Linked DNA regions of Homo sapiens: region 1 is linked to region 2. Evidence: chromatin contacts called from ENCODE Hi-C data. All regions are on one chromosome and are shown on one strand. The core of a region is the stretch at or near the end of the contact, and the rest is flanking DNA. Distances in the headings are between cores, read along the strand shown.

Evidence for each region. Hi-C counts contacts between places; a loop is a spot of excess contacts on that map. Pooled maps may share reads with other maps.
Region 1: a pooled map shows a loop between it and region 2 (2.3-fold over the local background). The contact joins two enhancer-like sites. A Hi-C loop is called at or near these places in 2 of 37 single-sample maps with no recorded cell type and 9 of 50 pooled maps.

What each region holds. Positions count from the first base shown.
Region 1 is chr2:8,054,592-8,060,595 of GRCh38, reverse strand. LINC00299 (long intergenic non-protein coding RNA 299) reads left to right here. Exons shown (of 9, transcript NR_034135.1): 8 at 191-248. Among named protein-coding and RNA genes, the nearest start is that of LINC00298, 81 kb to the right of the region's middle. Within about 2 kb of position 1,740, at least 2 of the 41 ENCODE cell types and tissues checked have a DNase peak (open chromatin) inside an H3K27ac peak, as active enhancers do.
Region 2 is chr2:7,429,670-7,435,805 of GRCh38, reverse strand. It overlaps LOC100506274 (a long non-coding RNA gene), which reads right to left. Exons shown (of 6, transcript NR_038432.1): 4 at 5,513-5,626. Among named protein-coding and RNA genes, the nearest start is that of LINC01871, 290 kb to the left of the region's middle. RefSeq lists enhancers at 4,253-4,986, 4,987-5,720. Within about 2 kb of position 4,670, at least 11 of the 41 ENCODE cell types and tissues checked have a DNase peak (open chromatin) inside an H3K27ac peak, as active enhancers do.

The DNA of each region.
Region 1 (6,004 bases), core at 491-2,990, 630 kb before region 2:
GTAACAGAGTTGGATTAAACCAAAGATTTTTCCAGTGCTAAAATTTATATGAATTTAAGTGCATCCTTGCATTTTATTTTCAGTATATTCTACCTTAGAGACAAAGAAGTGGATAGCTTGGGGAAGGAGGAGAAGAGAGTTTCACAAAACATGTAATGCAGTTTAAAATCTCATTGTTTCCTTGGTTTAGATTTTGTGAACAATTTGGCATGAGGAGAGAAAGGAACCTGAAGTTTTTAGCAAGGAAGGTAAGTTTCAGTGAGTTTGATTTTGGTGGGGGGCTTGGTGGGGTGCTTCACTTTCATTTTGACTTTTTCCAGATGAACTCCCAACTTAGAGAACATTTTAGAGGGCATAAATATGTGTGAACTGAAACTAGAAAGCAGTCTCAAGAACACAGTGAAAAATAATATTGAGGGTGTTTAATGAAAAAGCCATCTGGAAAAGAGTGGTGAGGTTTTCCACAGTAAAAAACAACTTATTATTATTGATTCTGAAACTACATATTTCAACCCTCCAAATCTTTACTTTGATTGTAAGGACTCTTTAGAATTCTTTCCAAATGCATCACACCTTTCTAAGAACTTGCGAAATCACCTACTCCAACAGCTTCTTTTTATGGATGAGAAAACTAAGGCTGATAATTGGAAGTGATTTAGGGTCCAGAGTTGAATCAGGATTACGGCCGGGGGCTTCTAGTTCTTAGTCCAGAGCTTTTTCCATTGAACCATACCTCTGTACCTCGGGTAGACCTGTATGCTTTACATTTCTTGGTGTTCACTTGCCTACTTTGTTCTGGATTGAAGGAGGAAGACAAGGAGGAAGAGAAAGAAGAAAAAAAAGGAAAAAAAAAGGCAGACTTCATATGTCCCTCCCAACTCTTTTTTTATCCACCTCTTAAAGGCCAAGGTTATTTACTCATATTTTAGTATTATGTTTAAGCAATAAAAAGGTGTTTTTATTAAAGGGTCAGGTAAATAGAATTTTTAAAATACCTAGGTCAGTAAATGAGATTTCAGTCATTGTACAGGTGTCTTTGACTTCTGCACTTTCTATAGTGATGGCTGCACCAGCACATTCAGAGGTGTTTGGCACATGTTCTAGCCTCTGGACGCTCCGCTTCTTTTGAATTGACTGAGGGATGTGCACGGGTGGGAGGAGTCCCTGATGTTGACACAGGTGTTGTCTTTCTGGATCAGTGTTTTTTTTTTTTTTAATCTAGAGTGTTTCTGAAAAGAAGAGGGATTTCATTCATTGTGTACCTGTAGACTGTGTGTCAATATCTGTTTATTAACTGCTTACTTTGGATTTAGAGTTAATCTTTGTATTTACATACATTAGCTTAGGGACCTGAATAACTAATTGAATATGTGACATCTTTTTCAGTCATTGAGTTGATGTTGATTCTTATTGGTTTCTTTGATCTAAATATGTTAAACATGTGGAACATGTAAAATGATACAAAAATTCAGGCATACCCTCAAGAGAGGTTTTAATTTCCTTAGTAAAATCTAATCATTCATTTATTTATTCATCCAATCAGTGACATTAACTGAGAGTCTACTACATGCCAGGCTCTGTGCTAGCTGTTATAGGATGCTAGAGAGGAATAAAACATTCTTCATTCACTTCCAATAAATCTCAGACCAATAGGAATGACAAGGCAGATGTACAAAGAGCTTTAAAAAAGGCAGGAAATGATAACAGCTCTGAAAGAGGAACCGATTTTGCACAACTGGATCAGAGGAGAGAAAGAGCACTTCCTCTCTGGAGGCAAGACATAAGCACACGACAAAGTTTATGTTGGACACATTGTATTAAGTGCCAAAGGAGTGTAACAAGAATAACAATAACAAAAACAAATGGCTAATTTTAGCACTGTTTCATTGAATTGGCAGTAGGGGAAAAGGCCATTACACTTGGGACTGAAAGAAGAAATACTTGTTGTCTGTATTTAGACTTCTCTATCAGAAAGTCTAGCCCTTTGCTAGGGGAGTTGTTGGTTTTCTATTGCCCAAATCTTCCCCAAAGAAGCACAGGAGGGCCTGCATGACAATACTCCAACAGTGATATTTTTTCTAATTTACATCTTGTGTAAATATTTTCTGATGCTTCTTACCAAAAGAGTTTCAGATAAATGGTTTAAATGTTGTGGCAGACAGATCTTAGTAGGGTGGCCCTATGGTCTTGCCATTTAATCTTTTCCTGTGATCAGGCTATTTTATATGGTAACAGTGATGGGATATTACAACACACAAATACACACACAAACATACACACACACACCCCATCTTTATAGCACACATAAGACTTCTCTCCCTTGGAGGCTTGAGGAAGGAATCTGCCATATTGCAAGAGAGTTTATGGGAGGGCAATGCAACAAGGAACCATAAGACACCTGTAGAGTTGAGAGCTGCCTTAGCCAACAGCCAACAAGAAATTGGGAATGTCAGTTCTGCAAATGCAAAGAGATGAATTCTTTCAACAATCTGAGGGAAATCTGAGGGAAGTTAGAAGCAGTTCTTCCCCCATCCAACCTCTGATGGAAGTGTAGCCCAGACCGCACCTTGATTGCTGCCTTGTGAGATGCTAAGCAGAGGAAATAGCTAAGCTATGCCAAGACTCTTAACCCACAGAAAAAGTAAGATAATAAATGTGCTGTTTTAATCCACCATTTTGTGGCGATTCATTATGTAGCATAGAAAATGAATACAAATGTGAGAGCCAGATACATGAGGAGTATTTCTGTGAAGTTAATAAAAACACTTGATCCCTTCTTACCTGTAAAATAGTATATGGCTATTATACAAATATGACTCATTTGAAAGAACCCCAGTAGAGACAACTGAGAAACCAATTGATCATTCATGATTCATTATAATTCTAAAAAACTGAAGAGAAAGGAATACTTTCAAAATCATTTTAAGAGGTCAACATTAACAATAATAATTAATTAATATTGTTAAAACACCCACACTATCCAAATTATTCTATAGACTCAATGCCATCTCTATCAAATTTCCAAGTTCATTCTTCATAGAAATACAAAAAAAGATCCAAAATTTGTATCAAACCACAAAAGATTCTGAACGGCCAAAATAACCTTGAGAAAGAGCAAAGATGGAGGCATCACACTGCCTGATTTTAAAGTATACTACAAAGCCATACTAATAAAAACAGTATGGCTGGCATAAAAAACAGGCAGACACACCAATAGAACAGAATAGAGAGCCCAGAAATAAACCCACACACATACGATCAATAATTTTTGACAAGGCGCCAAGAATCCACAATGAGGAAATGATAGTCTCTTTAATAAATATGTTGCCAAAACTACCTGAAATTATAAAACTCTTAGACAAAACATTTTGGGAAAAGACTCTTTGACATTGGTTTTGCCAATGACTTTTTGGAAATGATACCAAAAACACAAGCAACAAAAGCAACAATAAACAAATGGGACTAAATAAAACTAAATACTGCTGCATGACAAATGAAACAATCAACAAAATTAAAAGACAACTCTATGGAATGGGAGAAAATATTTGCAAGCTATAGATCCGATATGGGGTTAGTATCCAAAATATACAAGGAACACATACAACTCCATAGCAAAGGCCCAAACAATCCAATGAAAAAGTGGTCAAAAACCTGAATAGATATTTCTCCAAAGAAAATGTACAAGTAGCCAACAGATACATGGAAAGGTGATCAACATCACTAATCGTCAGGCAAATGCATGTCAAAACCATAGCGAGATACCATCTCCTACCTCCTAAGATGCTATTATTGAAAAGACAGAAGATAATAAGCATTGGCAAGGATATGGAGAAAAGGAACTGCTTGTACTCTGTTGATGGGAATGCAAATTGGTACAGATACTAATTAAAACAGTATGAAGACTCCACAAAAATTAAATTTCCATATGACCCATCAATCCCACTTTTGGGTCTATATCCAAAGGAAGCACAAGAATCAGTAGCTAGAAGAGATATCTGTACTTCCATGTTTATTGCAGCGTTATTCAAAATAACCTAGACATGGCAACAACTGACATGTTCATGAATGAATGAATGGATAAAGAAATTGTGGTATACATATACAATAGAATATTATGCAGCCTTATAAAAGGAAGGAAATCCTGCCATCTGCAACAACTTAGATAAACCTTGAGGACTTTATACTAAAGTAACATAAGCCAGTTACAAAAGGACAAATAATGTATGATTATACTTGCATGAGGTATCAAAAATAATCAAACACAGAAGTGAAGAATGCAATCATGGTTTCCAGGGGCTGAGTAGTGGTAGAAATGGAGAGATGTTGATCAAAGGGTACAAACGTTCAGTCACATGATGAACAAGGTCTGGGGATCTAATAGCCAGTATGGATGGTGATGGATGTGTCATTGATTATGGTAATCAATACATTATATATACCTACATCAGATCATCACATTGTATGCCTGTATGTATACCATCTTTATTCTTGGATTAAACATTAAATGAAAAAGAAAGAATTCTGACTCAGTTCTGTCTGACAGAAGCCAGCATGCTTCCCACGGAACCTTGTGCATTGTCTCCCTGAATTGTTATTAGTTGGTTATTTTAGAATAGCAACCTAAAAATAATCTAGTCAAATCTTTTTTTTTTTTTTTTTTTTTTTTTTTTTTTGAGATGGAGTCTCGTTCTGTGGCTCAGGCTGGAGTGCAGTGGCCTGATCTCGGCTCATTGCAACCTCTGCCTCCTGGGTTCAAGTGATTCTCCCAGCTCAGCCTCCTGAGTAGCTGGGATTACAGGTGTGCACCACCATGCCTGGCTAAATTTTCTTGTATTTTATTAGAGATGGGGTTTTGCCATGTTGGCCAGGCTGGTCTTGAACTCCAGACCTCAAGTAATCCACCGCCTCAGCCTCCCAAAGTGCTGGGTTTACAGGCGTGAGCCACCGTGCCTGGCCTTAAGTCTTAAAGAGCATATAAAAATGAAATGAAGCCTTGACTTAGTGATGGCAGCTCTTTCTAACTGAGGGGAATACAGACCCGAAATGTGGGAGCCTGAGGGAGAAGATGTTACAATCCTGCAACAGTTATTTTCTTGCAGTGTGAACATTCAAATATACTTAAATAAACTCAAATTATTTTTACAAATAAATATGATACATATTTTTAAAGTAGGAAATCATCTCAGAGAGATTATCTCTTGCATTAAAATATCTTGATAAGGAAGGAGGACAAGGCTTATTTTCTTTTTAAAAACACAACAAATGGTGTTGCTCAGAAGAAACTTTAAGAATTTTTTAGTTTGCTTTAAATGCCAACTGTGCATATGTCTAACAATAACACATCGAAACACCTGCACAGGTGCCATGTCCTGCCTGGAGACCTCCCTCTCCTTGAGTGCCCACAGATAACAGCCTGAAGCCGCCAGAGAGACTCAGGAGCCTTGACTTCCTCATTTGATTAAGGAAAGGCACAACTGTAAAACCAGACTAATCCCACCTGCCAAACAAATTACTTGCCAGCCTTCCTTTTCCTGAAATTGGAAGCAAACACATTGTTAATCCTGTAAACAGGTACCCTGTTGCTGAAAGGTGACCACTGGCTTCTGTCAGCACATGGATTCAGGTCCATTGAACTGGAAAGTGCACTAGCAAACACTCCTGGCAGAGAGTTTTGAAGAGAACAGAGAGGGTGTGATAGTGATATATTAACTGCATGTCTTCATTTAAAATGGTAAATATATTTGTCAAGTTTTGGAAGAACGGTAGGTATATTTTCACTTGCCTGTCCCAAATATGTCATTAGCAGAATCAGTTAATGTGTCCAAATGCCTTAATATATGGAAATGCAGCCTATTCATTTATTATGCACATATCATTATCTCCAAAAATGGTAATCTCACAATTACTTTTAATTTCCATCCTTGTAGCCTCTGGGTTCTTTGGCAAAGGGAAATGATTGCTATTAAATTGCCCTTGCATTTCTCAAAACTTGACTACACTGACA
Region 2 (6,136 bases), core at 3,421-5,920:
AACAGGGCTGACTTTGTTAATATTTGAGGGGCTCTATAATAGTAAGATGGGAAGGTGTCTTTCTGTATAAAATACCTCAGACATTACGAGGGAGCCAGGCATGGTGGCTCCCGCCTGTAATCCCAGCACTTTGGGAGGCCAAGGCAGGTGGATCACTTGTGGTCAGGATCTTGAGACCAGCCTGGCCAACATGGTGAAATCCCATCTCCAAAAACACAAAAATTAGCCAGGCGTGCTGGTGCGTGCCTGTAGTCCAAGCTACTGGGGAGGCTGAGGCAGAAGAATCACTTGAACCCAGGAGGCGGAGGTTGCAGTGAGCTGACATCATGCCACTGCACTCTGGCCTGGGTAAAGGAGTAAACTCCATCTCAAAACAAAACAAAACAACAACAACAGCAACAACAAGGCTAGCAAAGGGCAGCATGTATGACAGGCAGGATGCACACTAACTCCCATTCCCTCCCCCACTGCAGAATGTACAGCATCGCATGTGCAGATGGTTATTACACAAGTGTGTGTCCATAAGCAATCTAGGGTGTATTTTGAATGCTTTTAAAGCTTCCTATGAATAGTAGCATATTAAATGGATACTGGTGAAACCTGGATTTTCACTCAACATTAAGTTTTTGAGATTTATCCATATCAACACACGCCATGCAAGCCCACAGGTTCTAACTGCTATATTCTATGTCACTTTACGATTTTGCCATGATTTATTTATCCTTTCTTATGTGGCTGAATATTTGAATCATTTCCATTATTCTGTATTACAAAAAAAGAAATGTTGCAGTGTCCATTTTACATGTTTCCTTGTGTACAAGTGTGGGAGTCTCTTAGTGCGTTTACTGAGGAGCTTTATCACACAGAATACGCCCATCTTTAAATTCTCAGTCTCCTTTCCGGGCTCATTGTTATCTCCTGGATTTTGTAAGTATCGGTGTGCCCCACAGCTCAGTTCTTGCATCTCTTCTCTTCTCCACCTGCATTTAGGTAATACCACCTGGTTCCATGTCTTTAAATACCACCCAGGATTACTATCTCCAGTCTGGACATACTTCCTGAAGTCTGGGTTCATACATCAACTTGCTTACTTAGTATCTTTGTAGATATCTAAAGGGACATATGACGGACATTGTAAATGCTCGCCAATGGGGTTTCTCTTCCAGGCACACAGACTGCATTTCTCATCGCACTTTCACCAACATGGGAGAATGTGACTACTTCTTGTTGAAAAAAAATAAGAATGTACCACTTGTCTTTGGTTCCCTGGGAAATCGAGTCACAGATTTGGTATGGGAGGTTATTGGGCCAGCCCTTCAGGAATTCACCTGTATGGGAGTTAGAGGTGGAGATCTGGGCAGAGGGAAGACTTGAACTGAACTGTGATTCATTTCCAGCAGAGCCTTAGCTGATCCCGCAAGGGCCCTGGAGGTGAAATCGCATCTCAGAATTGTTCCAGATGGAGGCATGAGCTGTGTCTTTTTCCTCCCATGTCAGCCATCATTAGAAGTGGGCAGCTTCTAGGGAGAGGACATTTCCTTGTGCTAGATGGCTTTCTTTATCTGAGAAATTTATGGGGAGGGATGTCCCGGGGAGCCACCCGACACTTCAACAACAGGGATAATAAATACCTCAGACCTCAGGGGGAGTGATGAGCAACACACCCCCACATCCACTGCACACTCCTAAGCTGAGGTGGTAAAAAAGAGCCTGCTCAGTTTTCAATCTTGTACTTCATTCAGCAATGAGTGTGAAGACCATGAATGGCCCCCATCTCAAATCCTTCAAGGAGCTACAAGGGCTTAAGTCATCTGAACCTGTATCACTTCTCCAACCTCACCTTGAACCATTCATACTTATCGTTCTCCAGTATAGAATGACCCCCCACTCCACTCAGCTATTCACTAATTCCCTCACTTCTTTCAAGGCACTGCTCAGATGTCATCTCATTGTTATGAGCCCTTCTCTGATCACCATCTATTTCAAAAAATATATGTGAATAAATTTATTTTTTAAATTATTTTCCAGAGCATTCATGTCATCATAAGACACATTACAAATTTATTTTTAAACAAATAAAAGACTAGCCCCATCTAAGCATAACTGTCTGCACTTCTCACCTACTGCAACTGGAATAGCCACTGCATTCAATAAATGTTTGTTGAATAAATGAATTGAATATAGTAGGCATTAGTGTTAATGGTTTGGGGATTCTTTTGAATTTTCTATTAAAATATGTTATTTGCATATAATAGCAATTTTATCTATTACTTAAATGTTTAAAGTTTTCATTTCTTTCTTTTTTTTTCTTTTCATATTGCAATGGCTAGGACCATTCTTGAGGATTGTTTTTACCACAAAAAAAGAGATAAATTTTATCAAGTTATTTTTCTGCATGAATGGAAATGGTGATGCAACTAATAATTAATGGAGTTTCTGATGTCTAACCATACTTAGGTCTCTGTGATAACCTTCCTAATCTTTGAAATCTATGTCAAAATGCAGAGCTCAAGAGATATAGACCACAGATTCTGATGGCAATAAGACCTTCTGATCACAGAGAGAGCTGTTTTTCTATGAGAGACTATTCCACGGACAGAGGTGGCGCTTTTGAAGCATAACCAGGCAAAGTCAATGCCTTCAGGAGCCAGACAGATGCTGTGAATCAGGGAAACAGACTGAGGGTGGAGATGGGCACACGGGAGATGCCACCTTCATACATGGTGCTCAGAGGAAAATCAGTACCGACTGTTGCCATGTGAAAATGAAGGCCCAGTGTGGCCAGGTCATCTGATATTTGTCTAGACAGACTAGAAATCTGGATATTTAAAACGTAAAATATTCTACTTTTTAAGTACCTTTTAATAAATTCAAATTTATACAAGAAGACATCATGTGGTCCAAAAAAACTCATCTCTAGGCCAAGGAAGAATTAAGAGTTTGAGACTTCCAGTGTACAAGAATGAGTTTATGTCCTTCTCTGATTTTAACAGGCATTTTAACTCTTTTATCTAGATTTCTTCACTTCTGAATTATGGCTAACAGTAATTGTCTCACTGAGTTGTGGTTTGTAAATAAGTATCATAAGCATTAAAGCAATGTTGAAAAGAAGGAAGTTCACTATGACTCCCAACCGGTGAAGGCATCACACTGGAGGAGAGAGGAGAGAGGGAAGCTGGAGCTCATGTCCATCACGCCTTGAAGAAATCCACTCTGAGAGCAGCCCATGAGCCACATCAATACAAGTAGCCATAATAAGTAACGGGAGCTGTTATATACATTTTTGTTTTCTACTGTCCAGTACACCCAAAATCTAATGTTTATCATTTAAAAAAATGGTGAAGTTAAGAACTCTCCTTGTGGGTGGCCGCGTGGGTGAAGTCACATGTGTGACAGGGATGATCCTACTGCAGGTGGCAGTGTGGGTGCTCAGGATATTTCCGGATGCCACTTTTCCATCTCCTTTATCCCTTGTGTCTGCAAGGCGGGCCCTTTACGGATCACCAAGAGGAAAGATGCTAGAGTCCAGTCCTAAAGGAGATTCCAGTCCCAGGAAAGCCATCAGACACATAGAGAGGACACCTACACAAGGCAGTGTGGGGGTGGGGGCGGGGGGCTGCGGGGCATCTAGCCATGGTAGCCATGGCCCTGCCAGCACTCAGCCTCTGTGCCCTGGTCCCCAGCATATAAAATGACGATTGTACAATTCCAGTGTTGAGGGACTGTACCAACCCCGATGAGATTAATGCATGTGACAGGTTTTAGCACCTGGAACTTAGTGAAGCCTCAATTACTATGTATCTTTGGTATTCTTATTAAAGACAAGCAAAATACCACGGTGAAATAACACGGTGCTCCAAAGAGAAGACGTTTGGAATGCCTGCGGGGATGGACGGCCAGGCCATATGAAAGAGGACTTCACAGATGGAGAGGGTTTCCACAGGCAGTGACGCTCATGGTACAAAGCAGAAGATTCTCCCAAAATAAAGACCAGGGTGAACAAAAGCACTCAACTGGGAATAAACTGTGATGAACAAGTTGAAGCCGGGTTATTCCAAAAATCATCTGGCTGTGGCCAGGATCAGGACTCCACCACCACCCCCGGCCCCCGCCCCCACCCAGTGTGTCCAGGTTCTGTGGTCACCGTCATAGAGCCAAGGGCATTTCTCTAGTGCATACAGAAGCCTGGTTCCAGCACCCTGCGTCAGGACCACATTCCTGGGCGGAGACTCGGGCAGACCTGTGGGCTGGGACTAGGAGTGGTGGGCCCTGAGGGCCTGGAGAAACACCAAAGCGAGCTGAGTGCGCGCGCGGAGTGCACACCTGCGGTGACGCCCGGCCGGCCTGGCCTCACCTGCCCGGAAGGCTCTGCGGGCGGAGAGGGCGCATCTGCGCGGCCCCACGGAGCCCGGCTCTGCGCGCCGCTGATTAGCATGCAGGGCCCCCGCGGCCAGGCGCGCAGCTGGACGGCAGCTTCCCCCCGGCCTTTGAAAAAGCCTCTCTCACAGCTGGAGAGAAAAGAGCCCCCGCGCCACTGGCCGGCCATTGTGAGCGGCAAAGAGCCCTTCTTTGGGCGGAAGCAGAAGTTGGCCCAGCTGTCGAGCATTTGAAATGTAAAAGGCCGAGGCGCGCGGGAGGGGAGGCGACAGAGGCCGCGGCAGAGGAAATGCAAGCTGCCCCGGGGGTGAGGAAACCGTGGGCTGAGAAGTTCACTTTGAGCAATCAATAAGGCTTTCAGAGACCAGGACAGAAAAAAACAGTTCCGGAGAGAGGGCAGCGAGAGCGGCCAGCCCCAGCCGCGCTCCTGCAGCCGGGCTGCGCCTGCCACTCGCAGGCCTGCAGCCCATCCCAGGACGCAAGGAGCGGCTGGGCTAGCCCAGAAGTCTAGGGCTGACCGGGGTGAACTGAGAGATGGACTCATTGCGAGTGCCTGGCTGTTCCATACACCCCACTCCACCTCTTGCCCACAGTGACCTCCTCCCTAGGGCGCATGAAGCCCTTGCACCCCGCGCTTAGTCTCCAGCCCACGCTGCTCTGTGACACGGCTGGGGTCTCCACCTCACTCTCTGTGTCAGGGTGTGCACTTCCTTCTCCCTTTGGGTCCCCTTGCTCTCTGAACAGTCCTTAAAAGCACGCTCAGTCCCCTCCTGCCGCTCTTGCTGAGTCCCAGCCTCAGGGCTCCACGTAGAATCAGGCAACCCCTGCTGGTCTGTCTTTCTGTTGACTTTTGACAAGCCTCCACCATGGTTCCTATCACTAATCAACTGTGTGTCCACCACCCAGCCTTCCTCAGACCTTGTGCAGTCTGCTAGGAATCCGCACGCCACCACCCTGACCTTAGGGAGTTGGCAGAGGAGGGCAAATGCAACTATCTGGTGACCTAATCGAGGCAGGGGCCACCCAGGGCAGTCTCTTTAGGACAGTGGAGAAAAGAGAAATACAACTGTTTACTGCCTGGCTGCAGCACCCTGCGCTGTATCCTTTCAGGACGCCTGTAACACCCCTGGCTTACCTGCAGTAGACAATTCACCGTGTTGTTCCTTCTAGACTGCAATATGGGGCATGTCATTTTTGTGTCCGACACTCCCTTTAAACCTGCTTGGTGGGCTAGTTCCTCCTTTTGTCCCTAGATGAAATTTAAGGTAGGCTTCAATACTTTTTTGTTGTTGTTTTTTTGGACATGTAAAAAATCAGGTTACTTGATATCACAAAAACAATATAGCAGATAAGTAACAGTTCATTCCCATGTATTAATCCAACTTGAAAACTTGATTGAAGCTGAGACTTCTTTCTCCAACCACACCTGAAGCCTTGGTTGGCTTCTTCAGCCCCTCTCTGCCTAGGGCTGCTAAGGTCCTCTGCTCTGCTATGACTGTAATACCTGACTCCACCAGAACTGGGATTTGGAACACTAGGGAGTTGAGAGTTCTTACTTGACAACTTCCGTGCTCAGTGGGCATCCACACACGGGGCAGCAGGTGTGTAAAGGGACTCTTCCTCTCTTGGGATGCTTTTGTGGGGTCTCCCAGTCTCCCCTTACCACGGAGGGTGAACACTCGGAGTTCCCTTGATGTGGGAATGCAGCTTTTGTGTATCAATCAGAATCCAGACTGGAAAGCAGAAACATACTGGTTAT